2 separate regions of the Homo sapiens genome follow, and region 2 is linked to region 1. Evidence: chromatin loops called from intact Hi-C (ENCODE). Cell type or tissue: mammary epithelial cell. All regions are shown on one strand. Links, peaks and the distances in the headings refer to the core of each region. The heading gives the core; the rest is flanking DNA.

Region 1 (11,960 bases), core at 1,595-9,594:
TTCCATCTCTGCAAGCAAGAAATGGGTCTCTAGGCTAAATGTCTGGTAAATGTCTCTTACATACCCATGGATCCACCTCATTTTCTTGAACTGCCGCATAGTATTCCATTGATTTGATAACCCATGGTTTATTTATTCTCTTCCATCAACAGACATTATAGTTTCTCTGTTTGTTGCTACTTCAAACAATACTTCAATGAATAGTTTTATATGTCTCTGAACACATGTGAAGGTTTCTGTAGAATTTCTACCAAAAGGAGGCTTTAAGTTTGTTTACATTTTGCCTCTGTGTTTAGAGAGGCCAAGTCCCTTTATCCCTTCCCACTTAAAGAGAAGACGCAGTAACTATAGTTATGAACTATGAGGAGCAGAGATAGAAGGCTTTTAAGGAAAAATCAGTAAATGGTAAATGGAACACTTCCAAATAAACAAATGAACAAACACATAGGCAAAACCCCTAAACCCACAAACACCTTAACCAGTAATCTTGTCTTAATAATGAAAATCAACTTCTGTGTAGATACCAGAAAACTGAAAATAGGGCAAGCAAATCTTGGCCCCAAAATCTGAGTAGGGACAATTAAAACTTTAGAATAGGCTCCAACTTTCAAAAGACAGATTTAAAAACACAGTTTTCTAAGCCAATTATATAGAGTGTAGGGTTTTACATATCCAATGCTCTCATCTATTTTTTCCCCTCCAAGCTTACAGGAAAACACTGTTTATTTCTGACATTTGGAAAAGCTGTTTCAGCCTCAGTGTTGACTGATAGTAATAGATATAAGAATTAATAAAAGAGATGTATTTGGTGAGTCACCAGCACAAGAGCTAAAACAGGCCACATCCCAAGGTAAGTGAAGCAGAACCTAGCATCATCCCATGGTGTTTTGAAGCTATGATTGAAAGTCAGAAGGGAGGAATATGTGTTTGCCAAGAAACATCAATGCTTTTGACTTCTTTCAACCTAGACTCATTGGTGGCATTTCCAGGGAGCTGATGATGTCTGGAGGGGAGAGTATAAATCTAAAGTCAAAAGCCTTGCTGAAATAGATTTGCTTTAGCTTCTTATTTTAAATGCATACATGTTTCATGGTGAAAATTTTGAAATGGAATATGTTAGCAGGAAGTGATAGGCTAGTCTTCACTGGTATTCAGGCAGGTCTGCCTGGTTTTTCACTAAGGGTAAAAAAAAGCCCAGGAAATCTCACATTTTTCATATTCCTACTCATATCCTCTTAATAAAAAAGACAAACCTAAAAACAAAAAAAGCCAAATACTTCAATTAACGAACTTATTCTAATAATGAAAATCAGCCTATATAGATATCAGAAAACTGAAAAATTGAGAATAAACAATATCATTGATTTGATATCCCATATCATTATAATCACAATACTTTATCGTGTTTTCCAGTAAAGAAGTTTCATACGTAATTGACTCTGATTTTAACATAAAGAATCCTAAATTTATCTGTTCACTTTGCAATTAAAAGTGTTTCTCTAATTTGTTGATGAATCTCTATCTTTGGATAGTATTATTGTTACTATGAGGTAGTAAGGGCCAAATGTATGGATCAAGGTGTCTCCTTCAAATTGTCACTGCTTCTTTTCTAGTAAAGAATATGTAGAATTTCTTCCTTCATCTACTTTGGGCTCTTGCTTGACATTTAATTCAGTTATGTGGGTTCTGGTGAACTTACATATTCTGAATTAAGTGGAAAGGCTTTACTCCTCCATTCACTGTAGCTCTTTAAACAAACTAAAACAAAGACTCCAAAAAACATCTTAGCAAAAATACATAGCATGTATATATGGGCTGAATTATGTTCCCTCAAAAATCCATATGTTGAAGTCCGAACTCCCAGTACCTCAGAATGTGACCATATTTCGAGACAGGGTATTTACAAAGACAACTAAGTTAAAATGAGGTCATTAGGGCCAGTCTAATCCAACATGACTGATGTCCTTATAAGAAGAGGAAATTTGGACACTGACACAGAGAGAAGATGATGTGAAGGCACAGGAAGAAGACAGCCACCTAGGAGCCCAGCAGAGGTGCCTGCAACAGACACTCCCCTCACAGCCCTTCAGAAGAAAGCAATGCTGTTTACATCTTGGCCTTGGACTTCTAGCCTTTGGAAATGTGAGAAAATAAATGCCTGTTGTTTAAGTCACCCAGTGTTTCTTTTTTGTGGAGGTCCTAGCAAATTTATACTGCATGGATGCTTTATTCCTCAGATTTCCCTGCTTGAAATCCTCATACCACTTCAGATTTGAAAAATAATCTCTACACACTAAATAAAAGGTTATTATTTGTTTCTCTCCCTGAACTCAACATGACATGAGTTTTGTGTCTTCACTGGAAAATATTTTAAATTTTTTTAAAAATGTATATAATATAAATATTAAATATATATTATATAGACTATATAGTATATATCAAATATATATGCTATATATTTTTAAAAATTATATATAAATATATAATATATGTATTTATATATTTAATATATATAAAATGTATTGTTTTGCTTATGGCCTATGTATCATTTTAACATTATCCAATTGCTGGCTCTCTGTCAGGGGCCTACATTGCATGTATACTGTAGGATCTTCCACCCGCATATGCCTGGATTTCTTCATGATTTTTTTCTACTTTAATGATGGTTTGTTATTAATTCATAATTTCAAGGGACCTAATATATAACTGATTTTTAAAATGTCTATAAATTAACAAAGAAAAGACTAATCATACTTTTTGGCATTATTAACAGCTGTATTCCCATCTCCTGATTTTTAGATATGCATTTAACTTGCTTTCATGGCCTGTGGCCCACAGGTTAATTATATAGTTTGTTGTTTTAGGCATCTGGACAACTTACTCTTCGCTATAAAAATTTATTTTTCTCCTTTCATACTTTTATCTATGTAGAATACTGTCTCATTACCTCAAGACCAAACTGAATGTATGAGTGCAAGATAGGCAAATTTGTGTCACAGGTCAAGTGTCATGCCCAGTTTGCCCTTGGCAGGTAAATTGGAAATAGGGTAAGGATACTCTGAAGCCCTTAGTTTTGAACTTACATTCCAATTGGATTATATGTATATTTAAGATTAATGTCGCAGTGAACACATAGAATTAGTTTGTGACTTATGAGTGATTCCTTACTCTTCACTCTGGGTGTTTGGGAGATAGTGACTAAATGACATTTACAAATAGCAAATAATATGATTTCAAAATTCAATCTCCAAGGCAAGTATGCATACAGATTAAGATAAATTTGTAACCCTTGCTGGTGGTTCTGCTTTGGCATGAGATGGTTTCTTTGTGTAACTAGCAACTGCAGATGGTTTATAACTATCAAAGGGACTGAGGATTAATGTAGATATTTTACAATCTGCTGTAAGCATCATTTGTATTATACATTTATATGACACAGTAGGTTACAATGATAGATTTGCTTTAGGTTACTCTGAAAATATTTTGAAAATGATAGAAACTTTTATATATAGCCAAATGGTTTAATTGATCAATTCTAGTGATATTCCTCTACAAAAAAAGGCATCTGGTCAGATAAAACTGCTTTTGCTGACAAAGAAAATAAAAAAGAATGGTCAAATAAAAAGTAATTCATCTATTTATGCTTTCATGAAGAAACAAATATCATTAGCTTAGGAGCTTTATGGCTTTTAAAAAACTTGTTTCTTATAGGAATGATGTGGTTTAATGTTTGTGTTATTGTATTTTTGTGGTTAAATGTGTCAGTGGTTTAATATGGGAGTAATCTAAGAGAGGGTATTGTAGGAGGAGATTGAACTGAACACACATCTAGCTCTCCTCCTGCCCTAAATTCCTTATGTGACCTAAAAAAGATTACACACACACACACACACACACACACAGAGAGAGAGAGAGAGAGAAAGAGAGAGAAATTCAGAATAGTGTTGGCAAGAGAGAAAGAATGTCATCAGCCGGTAGAAAATTGTGAGAATTTTTGCAAGTTAGAAAGGACACAATCCTGAGAATCCCCAAGCTGAGAGTGACCTAATGTAGAGAAGGAGATCAAGTGACAGCCATCACAGTAATTAAACAGGAGCTAAAATCTGAACAGTACAACTGTTCTGTCCTATCATTTACGCCACTATACTAAATGGCAAGCACAAATAGAACTCAATGTCAGGCTAAGTCTGAAAAGTATTATCAAAATTAATCTCTTTCGGGTCTGAGCAAGAAGAAGATCAGATTGTGGACTGACTTGAGATGCCCACGGGCATGAAGCCAGGAAAAAAAAAGGAGCACTCTGCTGTCAGGAGGTTAAACCTTGAAGTGCTTCTCTGCTGAACTCATCACCTTCCTAGGCTGGCAGTCAGGAGAGGGCATGAGCTCCTTGCCTACCTGCCAGTCCATGCCTCAGGAAACTTAACAGACACTGTCCAGTAGACCCACCTTAAATATTTACATAGAACCTAAAAGTAGCCTTTTCACTCACAGTTGAGACCTGGTGGAACATCAGACCTATATCACCACAGAGGATTGATGAAAACCAATAGGAGGACAAGGATGAACTAACAGAGCCACTGATCCAAGGTTATAAAATAAATAATTCAAGGAACAGATGAAAACTTAACCAAAGACACTTTTTACAGATCTTTAGAGAGAATCAAGTGGTGATTATCTATTAAAAGGAAAGAAGAAAAAGGAGGGAGAGGAGAAGGAGGAGAAAGATAAGGCTCTTAGGAAGATGAGTAATTAGAGAAGACAACAGTGGTTATAGATTGGCAAAGTAGAAAAAAATCTAATGCAAGGAAAATAATTAATTAAAAAACACTTAACAGGAGTTCCAGAAAAGAGAACATGAACATAGTAAATGGAAAAGATGAAAAGGAGGTAACAGAGGAATTTCCCTTGAGCTGAAGATTTGAGTCTTCAGATTAAAAGGGTGCACTTATGTGTCTACATCCTACTGAAATTTCCAACCTCAAGATTAAAAGAAAATTTTTAGAGCTTTTAGAGAGAAAATAAATCATTTAATCAGTCAAACTCACTAACATGTAGGTGAGAAATAAGTGAATAATCAGACTTCTAGAGGCTTTTTTTTTTTGTCTGTGAGCAGATGGAAGACCTTACTCCCACTCTTCATGCCCACGTAGATTAATTTTAATTTGGTCCTCTGGTTCAAACTTGACTGATTATCTTAATCACCTGTGAAGCCTTTGAAAAGTACACATCCATGGGCCCTACTCTCAGAGATGTAGGTGTATTAGATCCAGGGTGTGGTCTGGGAATCTGTATTCTAAAGAGCTCCTTGGTTTGGAAACAAGTGACTTAGCCCACAGACACTGATGACTCAATTCCATTAGCTGTTTGGTGCACGTGGGGCTCCATTCCATGGATATGAGCTCCTCACGCTAGACCACAAGGCTGACTCAGTGTGTTCTGTCTGAGGCCATATGAGTCTCATATGGCCAGCACCCAGGCCACAGAAATTATATTCATGGCTTCTGCTTTTAGACTAAACATGTCTTAGATGACAAACTATAAAAAGATGTAAAATATTTTTGCAAATCCAACTCTATTGGTAGCCGTTATCTTTCATTTCTGACTCCCCAATCATTGTTTGAAGGCTTAAATTTCACAAATAGAACTAAGGGTTCACTAAGAGTTTTGCAGTAAAGTTGCAGCTGTCCCATTCATGTGGATTTAATTAGAAAGATTTTGCCAATAACATTTTACAGATTTATCTTATTTGTAGAGAAACCCCCAGAGTGCCCTTTAATCCTGTCAAATGTGTCATTAAGGGAATATCTTACACCGATTGCATAATCAGAAGTTATATGAAGTAAAGGTGCAGCGTCTACAATACAGTACATGACGTAAGCTCTGACCAGCAGGGTTAGTTATGCTCAGGAAGTCAACTATCCACCATCTTGTCGGATCCATGCAGTCTTAGCAGACTTTCTTCACACCATGGATGATTGAATCCACTACTCTTTGCATGTTTAAAGACAGAGAAGGCAGATTCTCTGCAGAGAGACGTGAAGAGAAGGTATGCCATGCCTATAGTTGAACGCTGCAGTGGTAGGTGGTGTGAAACTAACTTTTTTACCTTTTTGAAGTATTAGGAAAGAAAAAGTATGTAGGTGAAAGTGGAATGTAATTTCCAAACACTAATCAGATGAGAAGCATTAATTTAGTGTTACTTTTCTTTTGGTCTGCTTTTGAAACAATGGCAGACTTTTGAAGGCTCTCTCCTTTCTTTCCTGTTTGAATTTATTTTCTGATTACACTTTAATACAATAAAATAGATTCATCAGAAACTTTCATGGCATTTCCCTGCCATGGCTCTTTTTTCACCCTGATTCTTCTCTCCAGTGTGTTCCTTTGTTCCTTTGTTTAGCCTCATAACACTCTTTCAGCCTCATAACACTCTTTCAGACTGTCTTCAATCTTAAAGGAAAAGGAAAAACTGAAAAAAAAATTAAACATTAAAAAAATCACTTTTATAAGAAGCAATTCCCCTTTTGGCTACACTGAACCTCACTAGCATTAGTTTATGTGGGTATTGTCCAGCCAGCAGAGCTTCCCTTTGGAGGTACAGTCATTCAATTTCTTTGATACACACAATGGTTAAATATGTTTCATTTTCATTTTCTAATCAGAAAAGAAGAGTGCTAAAATAAAATTTGGCTTCGAGGAAATCTGTGTGTTCAACTGAGTGTGTTGGAATTTCCAAAAGATTATGCTCCTTTCAGGTCCAATAAGTTAGAAGGAAATTTTGATTGCGGTGCCTGGTACTTGTAGAGAATGTGATTAAAAATTGATTAAAGGCCTATCCAAAGATATAGTTGAGATACTAGCTATAATTTTAGAAGATAATAAAAGTCATGACCTGTATATTTCTAAATTTCTTTTACAGTTAAAGAATATTTGCTTGACCCGATGAAATAAAATGAAACAATAAAAACCTAGTTTATATAAGAACCCCAAATACAGTCCTAGTCATCAAATCCTAATAATTGTGTGTCCAGGGGAGAAGAGGTCCCAGTAATCCTACTTTAGCCTTTACATGTTTGTGATATTTATTTTAAACACTTTAGGAAGTCAGTATGACATATATTCCTCTTTCCTTTTCGTTAAATTGAAGACACATTGAGTACCATAACTACACTGTAGAAATAGAATACTGATTCTATTAGAGAAAGGTGACATTTACTTTATCTTGATTTAGAGGATAACTTATGTAAATTACCAAAAAAAGGCAGGAGATGTCAAGTCTTTCGCATAAAATTCAAGTGAGATCAACACATTCATTGACACATCACTGAGGGATAAATTTTTTATTGCATCCTATATATTTGTTCTAAGAATTCTGATTATATTTTTATTGTTAAAAGCTACTACAGATAGTTTGGTCACATCTTAGAAGTAATGAACGGTCACCATGACCTCATTCTTGGGAGTGTTGTCATTTGAGACCTTGTGTTTGAAAAGTGTCCGGAACTGGCAGTACTGTTGATGTGCTACTCACCTTTTACATCTGCATACATTTATCAGAAGTGGATTTGAGGTTTGCATAAATATTATGCATTTTAAAAACTATACTACCACGTTCTTTTTGGTTTCTTTTATTGTTAGAGTCCTTACTGTGTAGAAATAGTTTTTAATATTCCATTATGTTTAATTATTTTGATAAAATAGCAAGTTTACACTACAGTTTATTTTAAATAAAAATAAGTGCAAAATAAAAGTTTAAAGTAGACTTTGCCACAGTTTTTGCAAACCTGGCTTTTTGCTTTTTGTTTTCATTTTTTTTTAATTGTGGGAAAATGTTTCTGGAGAACCTCAAATGAAATAAAGTTAGACACAGAGTCACATTTTAGAGGCATATAGAGAAAATGTGGCTTTTTGTTTGCATTATTCTTTTTTACTCTGTACGGTGAAAAATTGGTTTTATTTCTTATCATATATCAATAATTTTTTTTTTTAAATTTGAGACAGTCTTGCTCTGTGGTCCTGGCTGGAGTGCAGTGGTGCCATCTCGGCTCACTGCAACCTCCACTTCCCAGGTTCAAGTGATGATTGTGCCTCAGTCTTCTCCTGAGTAGCTGGGATTACAAATGTGAACTGCCACATATGGCTAATTTTTTAAAAATTATTATTATACTCTAAGTTCTGAGCTACATGTGCAGAAGGTGCAGGTTTGTTACATAGGTATACATGTGCCATGGTGGTTTGCTTCAGTCATTAACCCGTCATCTACATTAGGTAGTTCTCCTAATGCTATCCCTCCCCTAGCCCCCCACACCCCGAGAGGCCGTGGTGTGTGATGTTCCCCTCCCTGTGTCCATGTGTTCTCATTGTTCAGCTCCCACTTATGAGTGAGAACATATGTTGTTTGGTTTTCTGTTCTTGTGTTAGTTTGGTGAAAATGATGGTTTCCAGCTTCATCCATGTCCCTGCAAAGGACATGAACTCATCCTTTTCTATGGCTGCATAGTATTTCACAGTGTATATGAGCCACATTTTCTTTATCCAGTCTATCATTGATGGGCATTTGGGTTTGTTCCAAGTCTTTGCTATTGTGAACAGTGCCGCAATAAACATATGTGTGCATGTGTCTTATAGTAGATGGATTTATAATCCTTTGGGTATATAGCCAGTAATGGGATTGCTGGGTCAAATGGTATTTCTGGTTCTAGATCCTTGATCTAGATCACCATACTGTCTCTTCCACAATGGTTGAACTAATTTACACTCCCACCAACAGTGTAAAAGCATTCCTGTTTCTCCATATCCTCTCCAGCATCTGTTGTTTCCTGACTTTTTAATGATCGCCTTTCTAACTGGTGTGAGATGGTATCTCATTGTGGTTTTGATTTCCATTTCTCTAATGATGAGTGATGATGAGCTTTTATTCATATGTTTTTTGGCCACATAAATGTCTTCTTTTGAGAAGTGTCTGTTCATATCCTTCACCCACTTTCTGATGATGTTGTTTTTTTCTTGTAAATTTTTTTAAGTTCTTTGTAGATTCCGGAGATTATCCCTTTGTCAGATGGATAGATTGCAAAACTTTTCTCCCATTCTGTAGTTTGCCTGTTCACTCTGATGATAGTTTCTTTTGCTGTGCAGAAGCTCTTTAGTTTAATTAGATCCCATTTGTCAATTTTGGCTTTTTAAGAAACAAATTATATTCTGCTTTACGTTACTATTTTTTAAACATATTGTATCCCCTTCCTAGTTTCTACACTCTTTTGGAGTTTATATACCTTCCCTAAGATATAACCAAATCCTGGGCACATAGGTGCATTGATATTAAATAAATGCACAACTCAAGTTTCTACTTTACATCCATATCACAAAGCTTGGCATCAAATAGTTTACAGTCTATTTGAGGAGAAAATTTGTAGGCTAACCGTAATGCAAAGTAGGATGAAATAAACACTTTAATGGTGATATGAGTAAAATAGTGGTGAAACCCAAAGTAAGAGTGATTAGCATAAATTTGGGAGTGGAGGAAGGAAGGGGATTAGTATAACCCTCACAGAACAAGTGACATTGAGCCTGAGTCTTTCAGAATCAGGAGCACTTCTGTAGGCTAAGGAGGTAGAGGAAACATGGGTTTCTAGCTTAGGAGCTGTAAAAAGCACTACCCATATGGAGAATAGAAATCGGCCCCATAAACCTGGAGCTTATCTTCTCAGAGGGAAACAGTAGCACCACATCACCTCTGTTAAATGCACTCTCAGGAGTTCAGACTTTGTTCTGCTCAGAGAAAAGAGCCAACAAAGATTTCTGAAGGAGAAATAACATACTATGGGCTCTGAGACTAAGGAGAATGACTTTGGTATCAGTAGGTGGGGTTAATTGAAGCAGGGTTCTCCAGGCAAGGTATGGTGAGCCTCTGAGTTAGAATGATAGTGAGAAAAGAAAGGGAGGGGACAGATACGGGTGACATTGTGAGGTATAGTTAATAGTGCATGGAAACAGCCCTGTCATTGTCCTTATCATACCAGAGGGTTTCCTTGTACTTGCAGCACACAGCTGGAATCCCTGGTATGACACACAAGTCATTTTCCACCTGCATTGATTCCTTTCTCTTTTCCCTTTTTCTTCCCACTCTCCTCGTGCAAGCATGGCATGCTGGGCTCCACCTATGTAAACCTTCTCTCCGTGCTTTATGCTCTCACATGTCTCCTTGGTTTTGAATATTTTATTCGTTATGCTGGATGTATTCTTCCTTTCTCTCCAGTTTCTGAACATCTACTTAGTTTTTAAAAGCCCAGCTCAGCTGAGCATGGTGGCTTACACCTATAGTCCCAGCTACGGGGTTGGGGAGGGTTGCGTTGGGAGGATTGCTTGCACCCAAAAGATCAAGGCTACAGTGAGCCATGATTGTGCCACTGCACTCCAGCCTGGGTGACAGAGTGGGACCCTGTCTAAAAAACCAAAAACACCCAACCCAAATGTTACCTTTTTTTGGAAGCTTTCCTAACCAGATCTCTACTGCCCCCAACACTCCCACATCCATTGCTCCCTGGACTTAGTCACTCTCTCCCTTGCCTCCCAGAGCAGTGTATTTATCCTTTTAAAATAAAACTAAACACACAACACTATACACCCATTAGGCTAAAATTAAAAATTGTGACAACACCAAATGCTGGTGAGAATGCTGCAAAATTTGATCACCCACACATTGCTGGTAGGAATGAAAAATGGTACAGGCATCCTGGAAATAGTTTGAAAGTTTCTTTTTTTTTTTTTTTTTTTTTTTAAATGTAAACATTCAACTATCATATGACCCAAAATTGTACTCCTGGGTGTCAATCCCAGAGAAATGAAAATGTATGCTCACACAAAAATCTGCACACAGACATTCATAGCAGCTTTATTGTGATAATAAAAAACTGGAATTACCCCAGATGTCCTTCAACAAGTGAATAAACTGTGGTAAATACATACCATGGAATACTACTTAGCAATAAAAAGGAATAAACTATTGATAAATGCATTTGCATTTATCTTGGATGAACTTCCAGACTATTATGCTGGCAACAAGAAGCCATTTCCCAAAGGTTACAAACTGTATGTTCTGAATAGCTTTCTCATTTTATAACTGCAGTCTGTTTAGTAGCAATAATCTTGATGCAGAGTTTACATTTTCATCTCTTTGCCAAGGAGACTATCACCTGACTTTTCTCAAATCTAAGTAGTTACGTGTCACTTTTAATTAGCAATTAGAAATGGACGTAAGAGGTGGAGCCAAGATGGCCGAATAGGAAGAGCTCCGGTCTACAGCTCCCAGCATGAGCGACACAGAAGACGGGTGATTTCTGCATTTCCATCTGAGGTACTGGGTTCATCTCACTAGGGAGTGCCAGACAGTGGGCACAGGACAGTGGGTGCAGCGCACCGTGCGTGAGCCAAAGCAGGGTGAGGCATTGCCTCACTCAAGAAGCGCAAGGGGTCAGGGAGTTCCCTTTCCTAGTCAAAGAAGGGGGTGAGAGACGGCACCTGGAAAATCAGGTCACTCCCATCCTAATACTGCGCTTTTCCGATGGGCTTAAAAAACGGCGCACCAGGAGATTATATCCCACACCTGGCTTGGAGGGTCCTATGCCCATGGAGTCTCCTTGATTGCTGGCACAGCAGTCTGAGATCAAACTGCAAGGCGGCAGTGAGGCTGAGGGAGGGGCGCCCGCCATTGCCCAGGCTTGCTTAGGTAAACAAAGCAGCCTGGGAAGCTCCAACTGGGTGGAGTCCACCACAGCTCAAGGAGGCCTGCCTGCCTCCGTAGGCTCCACCTCTGGGGGCAGGGCACAGACAAACAAAAAGACAGCAGTAACCGCTGCAGACTTAAATGTCCCTGTCTGACAGCTTTGAAGAGAGCAGTGGTTCTCCCAGCACGCAGCTGGAGATCTGAGAACGGGCAGACTGCCTCCTCAAGTGGGTCCCTGACC
Region 2 (11,960 bases), core at 2,715-10,714, 68 kb after region 1:
GCCCCCATAATCCAGCCACCTCCCACCAGGTCTCTCCCTCAACACAAAATTATGGGAATTACCATTCCAGAAGAGATTTGGGTGGCAACACAGAGCCGAACCATATCATGCCCTTAATCGGATAGGATTGATGTCTTTATAAGAAGAGGAAAAAACCACACAGAAACAAAGACACAGGGGAGAACACCATGGGAAGACAAAGGCAGAGATTAGAGTGACTCATCTACAAGCCATGGGGCACCGAGGATCCCAGCAACCATAAGAAGCTAGGAAGAGGCAAGGAAGCATTCCCTCCTAGAGCCTTCAGAGAGAGCATGGCCCTGTTAACACCTCAGTTTTGGACTTCTGGCCTCTAAAACTATGGGAGAATAAATTTCTATTGTTTAAAGCCACTTGGTTTGTAGTCCTTTGTGATGGCAGCCCTAGAAAACTAGTACAGCCTCCTATCAAGGTGTGGTACTAAAGCCTGGGGCATACCATTAAAATGATAGAAAGGGGATGGTATTCCTCTATTCTAAGATGTGCATTTTACATTTCTGAAAGAGGAGTGGACGTTACAATTTTACTCTATTTTAATGTGATTGTTGCAGGGATAATCTTATCCCAAACCAGTTATGCCCTTATTTTTGTCTATATTCAAACTTAATTTTTATTTTATTCTTATTGGAAAAGTGGAAACTTGATCAAGCTGCCTTTATCTCTGCCTTCTCCCTGGAGTTATAGCTAAATTTCAAAGTACCTGTGTAGTAAGTGCCACAGTGTAGAAAGGAGTAAGACTTCATTTGTTCTGTGTTCTGTAGCATGCCTCCCTGCAGGGGTACATCCTCCCCTCTAGTCCTCAGTCCTTGGTCTCTGTTGTTCAAAGCTTAGATTTCCTGTTTCTTTGTGCCTGGCCCTTCAGGTCCATTGGTCCTCTCTGCTAAGTCCAAGCCGTGCTGGGGTAAGTTGATCTCTGGGATATTGTGTAAGGTCCTATCTGCCTACATTCAGTAAACAGCCTCTCTCTGTGCTCATCAATTGGCTGCAATAGTTCATTTATCTGCTTTCCATTGTCACCTCCCTCCCATGTGATCATGAGCACAGCTTGGCTGCTCTGAGTGCAATGTATCAAAGGAGACAGTGGGGAAATATTGGAGGGAAATTACCAGTTTTCAAAAGTACTGTATATCTACATTTCTTATCTAGAAAAATAGTTACTAAAAGCTTTTAATCCTACAAAAGTACTATTTCTTTCCCTGATGGCCCTTCCACACCCCTTCTACCCACTTGCCCCACCCACCCTACTATGTTTCGGATCTGGATCCAGAATGTGTTCTTCCATGACAGTAGCTCCCATAGGCAAAGCAGCATCTGGCTCTGTGGGCTCTCCAAATTTGTGTAGGTAAGTCTGGCTGGAATTATTGCCTCCCTCACCTGGAGGTTGCTGCCTCTTCTCCCAGGAGGTTCTCCATATTTCCAGGACAGGCTTGTTGCCGCCAGGCTGCTCAGCCACCTGTGTTAGCAGAGCTTCCCACTGGGATAATCCTGTGTTGGGCCTCAGATAATGGGTATTGAGCAACTCATTGCTTAAGACAGCAAGTAATGTAGGCTGATTCCCCACATGGAACTGCGGCCATACATTCCTCCTGAGAGTCAAGGAGAATTCTCTGAGCAGCTCATGTTTAACTCCAGGGAGCAAATAGACTCAGTGAGCCTAGTCTATTTTTCTTTTCTGGTCCTATGTGGCTTCACTCAGTGTACCTGTAACTGAGTATCCCCATTTTTCTAAGAGAAAGAAAATGAGTTATTTTAATTACTATCTTTTCATGTTCTTTTCTCTTTCCTCCTCTTCCCCTATTTTCCACTTCCTACTTAGCTCTTTAGAAATGCAATTATAACCTTTACCTTCCCTTCACCAGATACTCCCTATATGGTAAGCTTATCTAACTATCCAACTATATGCTTACTTAGAAGCATAAGAGTCAGAAATCTCTCCTAACAGGAGCTTGCCCCAAGAGACAACAGTCAATTTATAACCCAACGTATGCCCGCAATGGAACTCTCTCTCACCTGGAGAGTATCTTGAGACAACATTCACCTTACAACCTAGGTCTGCCCATGATGGTGGCAGCTCAACCATCTGGTAGATAAGACACCAAAGCAAGCCACGTAGACCCTGCACCTGCTCATTCCCTCCTCTGCATACTATTTGTGCAAAGTCCCCCTTTAAAAGCCTCTGCTTTCTGTCCCCAAAAGGAAAATGGTACTTTAAAGGAAGGAGGCTGTACTTCTTCCCCTAAACTAAGCTTTGGAATAAAGTCACCTTCTTTATACCAAACCTCGCTCTTTTTAGCTGAATTCTGCAAGTGGTGAGCAACTGAACCTGCATTTTGGTTACAGACCCTTTCTGGTTTCTGCGACTATCTAAGTCCTCCCTAGCTTCTGGGTTAGTAGCTGTGGGTTCTCTTTATAAATGCAGTCTACAGTATAGACTTTCTTTCAAGTAGAGCAAAAAGAATTCTTCAGGTATTCTTTCGTTCATAGAAATTCTGGGACTCAGTGATACCCTTCTCAGACTTGCTGATGAATTGGATATGGGAAATTGGGAAAGCTGTAGACAAGAAATCCCTCATATCAGGGAAAAACTGGAATTTGAAAGTTTGGGGAGTGATGGGTCTGAGTGAGAAGAAATGTAGTCATTCTGTCCTTGGCTTGGATGGCAATACTTCCTCTGTCTCTCAATAAAGGGGTATGGGCAATGAGCTAATAAGCCAAAAAGGAGTCCAAACAGATTTACCTGCCACTAGGGCCAAGGTGCAATTGTTATAGTATTAGAATCCCATCTTCTAAAATTTGACCACTGAAAAATTATTCCATAATTCCATTTATTTTCTTTTGGAGATCCCTTTTAAGATAACAAATACCTAAATGACAGCATGTCTCCTTCCTACTAAGGATACTGACTAAGGAAAATAATCTGTGTCCTCATTTGAACCACAGTTATAAAAGCAGCCTCCTTTCCCGGGTGGCAGACAAAGTGAAAACAGCAGGAATCAAAGACAGAGAACCATAGGCATGGAGAGAGAAATTGGGGTTCCTTATATATCCAATTGCATACATTTGTTCCCATAGATCACATTTCTGCTGAAGTCTTAAAGGGTGGTTTAACGTGGTTTGATTTTAAGAGTCAAAAAAATTCTTTCAAAGTTATAATGCTAAGGAGGAGTTAGAGGCAATTATTACCTCCTCAAAGCTCCCTCTCTGAAGGATCTTTTTATTCTGGGCATGTCAAACTTGGCCCAGCTCCAGGACAGAACCGTTTCCTTTATGGGACCTTGTCTGGTTAGGGTAAGTCCTAATCAACTGCTGTGAGTGGTCTTCCTACTCACTGTAGGAGTGTGGGGCTTCACTCACTTGACTTTCGGGCTTAACATGATAGAATCCAGGGATTCTGTTGCCAAGGCACTACCAGTCAAGAGGGCTTTGGCTTCCGCGGCAGTATGAATCATAGGTGAATTACGTGACCTTTTAGTTGGCAGAGGCATGCTAATTCAGGGTCTTATATACCAGATATCAATATTTAAGAAATCTCTGTAAGTTTTTTATTTATACCAAATGTTTCAGATGAAACATTTTCCTGCAGTAATAAAATAAACATTTTAAAAGGAGGGGGCAAAATGTTGTTGTTTAATAGGAAACAAGAAACTAATCTATATGTCTGGAGTTTTGAAGACAAGTCCTGATCTTTTTGAATAAATGTATATGAGTCCTACTTGCTACTAACTGCACATTGATAATTCTTGTACTATTTCTGACTCAAGATCTAAGTCTAAACTTAGATGCTGTGGATTACTCAGATAATGAATGTGACTGTATAACTGTGGGATGGCTATGTTATTTTGAGTATAGTGTTTTGGATTATTTTGATCATTCATGTTAATACATTCCATTCAGTGTATATTGTGATGAGCTCTTTCTCATCCACACCCATATTTCCATGTGTTTGGTACAACATTTATGCCCCAAGAAATGCTCATAGGTATTTTTATTGGAGGAAAGGAGCATGGAGGGGACCATCTATAGTTACCCTGCCTTTGAGAAATTCTAAGTTACACAAAAATTAAACAGATTTTCTCTTTTTCTTTTCTTTTTTTTTTTTTTTTGCAAAAAGTCTCCACGGTCTTTAATATGCTTTATTTTTATTTTAAAACTCAAAGTCTCCCCCACTCTTTTTGTAGAATATCAGTTAGTATCATTCAGGATACTTTTTCTGTAAGAAAGTTTGGGAAACACTATTCTAAGGATACAATGAGATGCAATTGGTTTAATCATAACCAGAGTGATTTCAGCCTCTCACCAGATGGTTGTGAAAGTAATGCCCTGGAACAACTGTTGTCTCCTTTTTCGGAAGGCCTAATGAGAAAGATATCTATTTATCTCAAAGAGCATTACGCAATCTTTCAAAAAAAGAGAGAATGAACCAGAAGACCCATGGAGGAACCTGTAATTCTCTGGTTTTAGGATGCAATCTTTTAGAACATTTTATCAATTACTATGCCTTTGTTTGAGAAGGTCAGAGAATCCAATCTTAGAAATTGTTTTAGTTATCTACTGCTGCATAACAAATGTCCCCAAAACTTAATGAGTTAAAACAACAAATATATATTATCTCACAGTTCCTACAAGTCAGAAATTCTGGAGTGGCTTAGCTGGGTTGTTCTAAGTCTCTTATGATGTTGTAGTCAGAATGTAGGCAGAGACTGCAATCATCTGAAGTCTTGACTTAGGCTGGAAGGTCGGCTTCCAGTATGACTGACCTACTATCGATTGGCAGGTGACCAACTAAACTCCACACCATGTGGGCCTCGCCTTAGGTTGTTTGGGTGTCCTCATGACATGACAGCTAGCTTCAACCAGTCTGGGTAATCCAGGAGAAAGTGACTAAAGAGGAAGCCACACTGCCTTTATGGCTTAGCCTCTGCAGTTGCATACCATCACTTCTACTTTATTCTGCTTGTGAGAAGTGAGTCACTCAATCTAGCTAAATCCACTAAATCATACTCAAGGTAGGGGAATTAGGTTTCATCTCTTACAGGAAAGAGAATCAAAGAATTGTGGACATATTTTAAAACCACCACAGAAGGTTTAAATACTAAGGGCACAAGAAGAAGGGGCAAGATAAGACAGTGCCTGGATTATTTAATTCAGCATCTCAATGCCTTGTCAAAGATCCAAATTCTTTCTGTCTTCTACCCTGCCATGCTCAGTGTCTTAGCTGTATACTCAGGCTAGTTCCCCACATAGATGCACAATGATGGCATAAGTAAGAGCTATCATGTACCATCACAACATCCAGCAGGACAAGTGGATTGTGTCTTCATTGTGACATTATTTTTGAGTAAGGAAACCTTTCCTGGAAGACTTAACCTGGCTTCTGTCTTAACTCCTTGACCACATCTGTGTCAGATGCTCATGACAAAACCCATAGCAGGCAAGAGGAGAGAGACTGCTGTGAGTGACTTAGACCAGAGATGTATGCCTGAGCTAGGTCAAGTCAGCTGTGCTGAAGGACACTAAAACAAATTAGAGTTCCCTTTACAAGGAGAGAGGGAAATAGCTACTGGGCTTGCAATTAACAGCTAACTAACTGTGAATCCTTGACCTCCTTCTAGTCACAAAGTCATGTGCATAGGTCTGACGACATCATTTCCTTTGTAGAGTATAAAAGCTTACACTTTAGACAGAAGATCAAGTCTAGGGAGCCCTTTAGCAGCTCTTGACATAAAACTCATTCTGGTTAAAAGGTGTAAAAAATTTCTGAAAACATAATCATAAAATACATTTTTAACAATATCCAGTGTTGATAGAAGGGAAAGTTTAGAGATTAAACTAAATTCGCCACTTTCAAAGAAACCATTATATCTTTGAGGGTGGGGGACTACATTTATTCTCATTTGGTGTTAGTAACAGATGGAGTGGAATTTGTCCTTATGGGAGCCTAACATTTAAAGAGAAATCCTGAGCTGTGTAATCAGTTAACTTGGTTGCCTTATATCTCATCTCCTCTCTGTTTCACCTCTCCCCTTCTACCATCCCCTCTGCTCTTGCTAAATCAGAGTATTGCATAATTCAGGCAATTGAGGGCCATAGGCCTAGTTGCTCTTGCCTCGCCCTTTTCCTGAGACCCTGAGAGCAGTTCATGGTGATTTCAGCATTGCTCACCCCAAGTCTAGCTCTCCAGCAGTCTGTCATGTCTCAGCTTTACTGTTTTAGTCATTTCAAGGAGTTTTTAGAATTACTGGACAATTGCCTGCAGACAAATTCAGGGGAATATAAAGGAAAGGAAATGAAGGAATAATCTGCTCCTTGAGAGGAGGACTAAACTTGCTTAACCCAGAGGAATTTGGCTAGATGCTTTGCATTTAATAGGTTTTCATTCATCCATTCAATCACTTAATCACTTATTTAACTTTTAGTCTATCTGTGAGTGTCAGTTTCTCACCATTCAGAGAGCAAGTAAAGGATTGAGAATGGAAAACATGGTTTGCCACACAGGAATTGCCTTGACAAATTGAATAACACAGAAGTTCCCTAAGGATTTTGCCAGCCATGAAAATGTGTAAAGGTTACTGTGTGGATTTCTCATTTCTTATAGAATTCTGCATCAATCATGTACATATTTGAGAAAGAAAGGAAGATTTCTATTTAAAACCAACTTGACAATAATAGTGGAACCTAGGTTAAAAACTGTCTAAATATATGTGGCCAGCACAAGCTTTAGAACATGTGGTACAGAAAGATCCTTGCCCTGAGGCCAGACCTCTGCAGAAGTGGTTTGCTGGTATTGGCTCCAAAGGCCCTTAGGCTTCCTACCATGGTAGGTAAAGAACCAAGGACTCAGTAGCTCCCCAACTCATTGGCTCTCCTCTTTAAAACACTTTGGCAAAATTCCTTAGTATACTAAATTTTGCTTTTTCTTGAATTATATATTTGCTTTAAGTAGGATAGCACTTTATAAAATATTCATATCATATCACAATTAAATGAAATATTTTGCCAAGATTAATTTAGAACTAAAGGCATTCTAGGGCCCCGTAAAAAGTTAAGCTTCTAGCAAAAGACAGTAGAATTCAATGTGTAATCTAAACTATTAGTACCATTTACTAAGTGATCCTTTTCTTTAGTTGTAGAGGGGATAAGGAGGAGAAGAGTGTTACCCATTCCACCATATTAGTACTGATTTGCTAAAACACTAGATATAAAACAAGTACATTTATTATATGCATCCTGATGGAAAAACTACATACAATAATTTAAAGATTACTGATTTAAATATTACTCTAGGGTTTTTTTGTTTGTTTTAAACTGGGACATACACACTAAGGGGTGGTATATGAAGATTTTCCAGTGGGCATGTTAGCTGAGATCTTTTTAAGGAATAAACTTCCATACTTCTAAATGTATTCTTTCCTAAATTGGCAACATACAAATGTGTCTGTGGTCTATGGGCTCTCTCTTCCCATTTCCCCTTTTGCAGCTGACTTCCTCCCACTTCACTTATCCTAAATTTGACTATGGTGCATTGCTCAGGACTTAACCACTAAGCTACTCAGGGGAAAACTTGACACTTCACAGCTCATGAGGGAGTATTGTATGAGAGGAAAACAAAGAGAGGCTCCAGTAGAAAAATATTAGAGGGGGCAACACATTATTTCATCAGGCCTCAAACTCATGGCTGAGTTCCATGCCTTCTCTATCTCTTCTAAAACTGGAATTCAGAAGTCAGATGGTTAGCACAGGGACGTAGATTCACACATATATTTCAATTCAAATACAGTCAGATTTTTTTCTGACATAAATTAAGTCTGCTTTCCTCAATTTGAAACTGAGAACCTTATTTGTCATTTTCCTTATAAGGAAAGACAATTTCTAAAAATTAAAAAAACTAAATCAGAAGCTTCAAGATTTTGAGGAAAATATATTTAAAGCATCTCTATTATGTGCCAGAAATCACCACATTTTCAACTATTTAAATTTATGATAAAAATTCTAGATGTTAACTTAAAAGTCTATGCGATGTAAATAGTTTGCAAAATTCTTTTAGGGGATATATGAGCAAAAATACTTGAAGTCTACTGCTGAAGAATGCCATATGATCTCAGGGTGGCGGGGAGCAGGTGTGGGCCATGGTGCAACTGTCAAGTGGAGAGGTGTTTAGCAATCATCTCCTCCCTTCTCTTCACTCTGCCTTGTACCAGGATTTTTCCTCACACAGATTTCTGGCTGCCAATCTTTTCCAGTCCGGGGCCTATGAAGCCCCAGACTTTTTCACAGTCCATCCTATTGTAAACCAAAAAGAGAGTGAGGTGGATCTCAATTGATTTAGAAGTTTGTATTGCCAAGGTTGAGGATGCACCTGGGAAAAAGAAACACAAGTTACAGTAGGATCTGTGGCCTCTGCCTTTCCCAAAGAGGTTTTTGAGGGCTTAAATATTTAAAAGGAAAGAAGCAAATAGGAAGGAAAGGAGGAAAGGGAAAAAAGTGGGCAGGGTAGTTACTCTTGTGAGGCCTTGATTAGAGCTTATGAACCTACATTTTACATGTGAAAGATGGAGGGAGGGGAAAAGTGAACTGTGCATTCATCTTGTGCTCAGTAAATCTATATTTTTACATAGGATACAATCACAATGTGAAATTACAGCTATCTGTTTGGGAACAAAAGGAAGGTAGTTTTTGCATCACTTAGTTCTCAAGCTTAACTTTCCCTTAGGAATAGTGGGTTTGGGCTCCCAAGATTTTCCTTTCCTTTCACACCATGTCCCATTTCCACAGAGCGCTTATCTCAGAGGGCAAGAATTTATCATGCCACCCATCCTTTCACCCTTTCTGCTAGCTTAGATAATGGACACTGGTCATTCTTTTTTGGATTGCTTATCATGTGGTTTGGAAATTTTCCCATTTTGAGTCTTGATTGGATGCTGAGCTCATCCCTCATGAAAAAATTTGAAAGCTCAAGATATTTCCTGTTTCAATTCTTCATAGTAATAGCTATTGTGTTAGAGTAGGTAGCTAGTCAGGCCTCAGTGGCGCAGGAGAGGGCTCCCCCACCACACACCAGGAATGTCAGGTGACCATCAGGTGATGGTTTGGCAGTTATCAGACCATAATAGCAGAATATAGGGCCCAATTCAGAATACTGCCTTCACTGAGGGGCCTGGCCCAGATGCAACTATTACATAGTCTCTCCCGAGATCCATCTATAGGGGAGACACGCTGGCCATACAAATCTAAGGAATCAAAGGGGAATTAGCGGAGGACTAGGGTCTCACACAGGTGAACGTGACTATTCCTGCCTGACCCACTCCTCCGGGTCCATGGATGGAGGACCTAGAGGAGTGGGTCAGGCAGAAATAGTCACACTTGCACCCAGGAGCAGCACCTTTAATGGATGCCAGGGCTCAGGGAACAAAGGAAGGAGAATAGTAGTGGGGAAGCCCCCACTGTCTTCCTCTACACCTGGGTTACTCCAAAAGGAGGGAGAAGACTAAGGGACGTCTTTTCTTCCCCCTCTCTTTCTAGATGGGTAACAAACCATCTTCAGCCTGCACTCCTCTCGAGTGCATTCTGAAGCACTGGAAGTCCTTTGACCCCAAGACTCTGAAGAAAAAGTGGCTTACATTATTTTGCACAAGGGGGCGGCCTTACCAGCTTGGGGACAGACAAACCTGACCTTCTAAGGGAAGTCTTGATTTTAATATTATCCAACAATTAGATCTTTTCTGTAGATGGAAGGGCAAATGGTCTGAAGTCCCTATGTACAGGCTTTCTTTGCCCTGTGGGACAACACAGACCTCTGCAAGCGATGCACAATCGACCCAGCTCTTTTAGCAGCCATATCTGGAACATGCATGGGGAATGATACCCCAAAGCTAAGAAAACAAATTTCTGGGGAATCCTGAGACAACTATTAAGTGTCTCAGCTCCTCTTGTCCCCATTATCCAGGGCTCCCTCCTCCAACTGCACTGTTGGCTCCTCTAGTTTCACCACTTCCAAAACTCCCCACTTCCCCAGTTTCGCTTTTACCCCTGCATGAAATGCCCAGTGGACATGGTGCCAGTAGGGTTCAGGTTCCCTTCTCATTGAAAGACCTTAGACAAATAAAAGGAGACCTGGGTAGGTTCTCTAATGACCCCAGCAGTTATATAGAGGCTTTCCAAAATCTAGCCCAGGTGTATGATCTCACATGGAGAGATGTTATGTTAAACCAAACCCTAACAGCTGCTGAGAGGCAGGCAGCTCTGCAGGCAGCAGAAAAATTCAGGGACAAATAACATGTTTCTTATAGCAGACCAAAAAAGAAGAATGGAGATAAGGTAGTGGAGGAAATTATAGAACAACCATTCCCAACAGGGAGAGAAGCAATACCCCCTGAAAACCCTGGCTAGGACCGTAGTGACCCCACAGATGAATGGAAGAGTAAACACTTTTTAATGTGCATACTGGAGGGCCTATGAAAAACTGGGGCCAAACTTCTTAATTACTCTAAGCTGTCCACAACAGATCAAAGACCAGATGAGAATCCCTTGGCTTTCATGGAAAGGCTAAGAGGCCTTAATAAAACATACTTCCCTGTCTCCTGACTCAGTTGAAGGACAGCTAGTCCTAAAGTACAAGTTTATTACTCAGGCAGCCCCTGATATTAGAAGAAAATTACAGAAACAGGCAATAGGACCAGACAGTATTCTGGAGAACCTCCTCAGGGTAGCCACCTCGGTCTTTTACAGCAGGGATCGGGAGGAGGCCCAGGAAAAAGAGAGGAAGCACAGGAGAAGGATGGAATCTCTGATGGCTGCTTTAGAGGTCTGTAAAGTACAGGATCCACTAATTGCTATCCATGTGGCAAACCAGGGCACTTTAAGAAGGACTGTCCTGGCAGTAAGAAGCCACCTCGACCCTGTCCAGCCTGTGGCAAGGACAACTAGAGGTCGGACTGCCTGCAGAGACGGAGAGACATCTCCGTCCAGAACTGGTCTCCCAAATGCTCCAGCAGAACTGATGGGTCCCAGGGCTCAATTCCTCAACTCTAGTGGCCCAAACTGCCGTTACGCCCAGGAGCCCTGGGTGATTCTGGAAATTGAAGGAAGGAGGGTAGACCTCCTTCTGGACACTGGAGCTGGTCTCTCTGTTCTTTTCCAATCCAGGCTTCCCCTCTTCCCGTAGCACGATTGTGAAGGGCATCTCAGGAAAGGTTCTAACCCTATATTTTTCTCAACCCCTTAGTTGTAGCTGGGGGGACCTACTATTTACACATGGCTTTTTAATCATGCCTGAAAGTCCCACTCCCTTATTACGTGGAGACATTTTAGCTCACATGGGAGCCAGCATCCTTATGGCCCCAGGACAGACTCTTTGACTTCCACTGGTGTAAACCAATATTAACCCAGAGGTGTGAGCAAGCCAGGGGAAAATTGGCCAGGCTATAACTGCTATACTGGTCCAAATACATCTTAAGGATCCCACTTCTTTTCCTAACCAAAGAAAATATCCCCTAAAGCCAGAGGCTAGAAAAGGGCCAGAGGTCATTATTAATAATCTGAAGAAGAAAGGCCTCCTCAGACACTGCAGTAGCCCCTGCAACACCCCAATATTAGGGATGCAGAAACCCAATGGGGAATGGGGACTAGTTCAGGACCTCTGCCTCATTGAGGCCATAGTCCCAATTCATTCAGTAGTCCCTAATCCCTATACTTTGCTAATCCAAATACCTGAGGAAATGAAATGGCCCACAGTGCTAGACCTAAAGGATGCCTTTTTTTTTTTTCTCATACCACTACACCCTGACTCACAATACCTATTTGCCTTCCAAGATCTCTCTGGCCAGACTGCCCAGTTAACCTGGATGATGTTGCCACAAAGGTTTCGGGATACCCCTCACTTGTATGGACAAACACCGTCTAAAGACCTTTCTGAGTTCTCTCAT

What was found. Hi-C counts contacts between places; a loop is a spot of excess contacts. Peaks named below come from ENCODE experiments on the same cell type or tissue, not always from the same donor. Only the 100,000 strongest peaks of a DNase experiment are listed, where the experiment ranks them.
Region 2: a loop joins it to region 1, with 2.2 times the contacts of the local background. A loop is called at or near these places in 2 of 110 quality-filtered maps.

Annotation. Positions count from the first base shown.
Region 1 is chr5:111,991,410-112,003,369 of GRCh38, reverse strand. The region is part of intron 3 of NREP-AS1 (NREP antisense RNA 1); the gene reads right to left. Among named protein-coding and RNA genes, the nearest start is that of NREP-AS1, 85 kb to the right of the region's middle. RefSeq lists enhancers at 4,669-5,868, 11,211-11,710, 11,711-11,960. In mammary epithelial cell, for the core only: no CTCF peak of the experiment used is centred there; a DNase peak (open chromatin) is centred at 5,379; H3K27ac peaks cover 320 bases.
Region 2 is chr5:111,924,300-111,936,259 of GRCh38, reverse strand. All of the region lies in intron 1 of NREP-AS1 (NREP antisense RNA 1), which reads right to left. It also overlaps a transcript of NREP not described here. Among named protein-coding and RNA genes, the nearest start is that of NREP-AS1, 18 kb to the right of the region's middle. In mammary epithelial cell, for the core only: no CTCF peak of the experiment used is centred there; DNase peaks (open chromatin) are centred at 4,939 and 6,179; H3K27ac peaks cover 1,628 bases.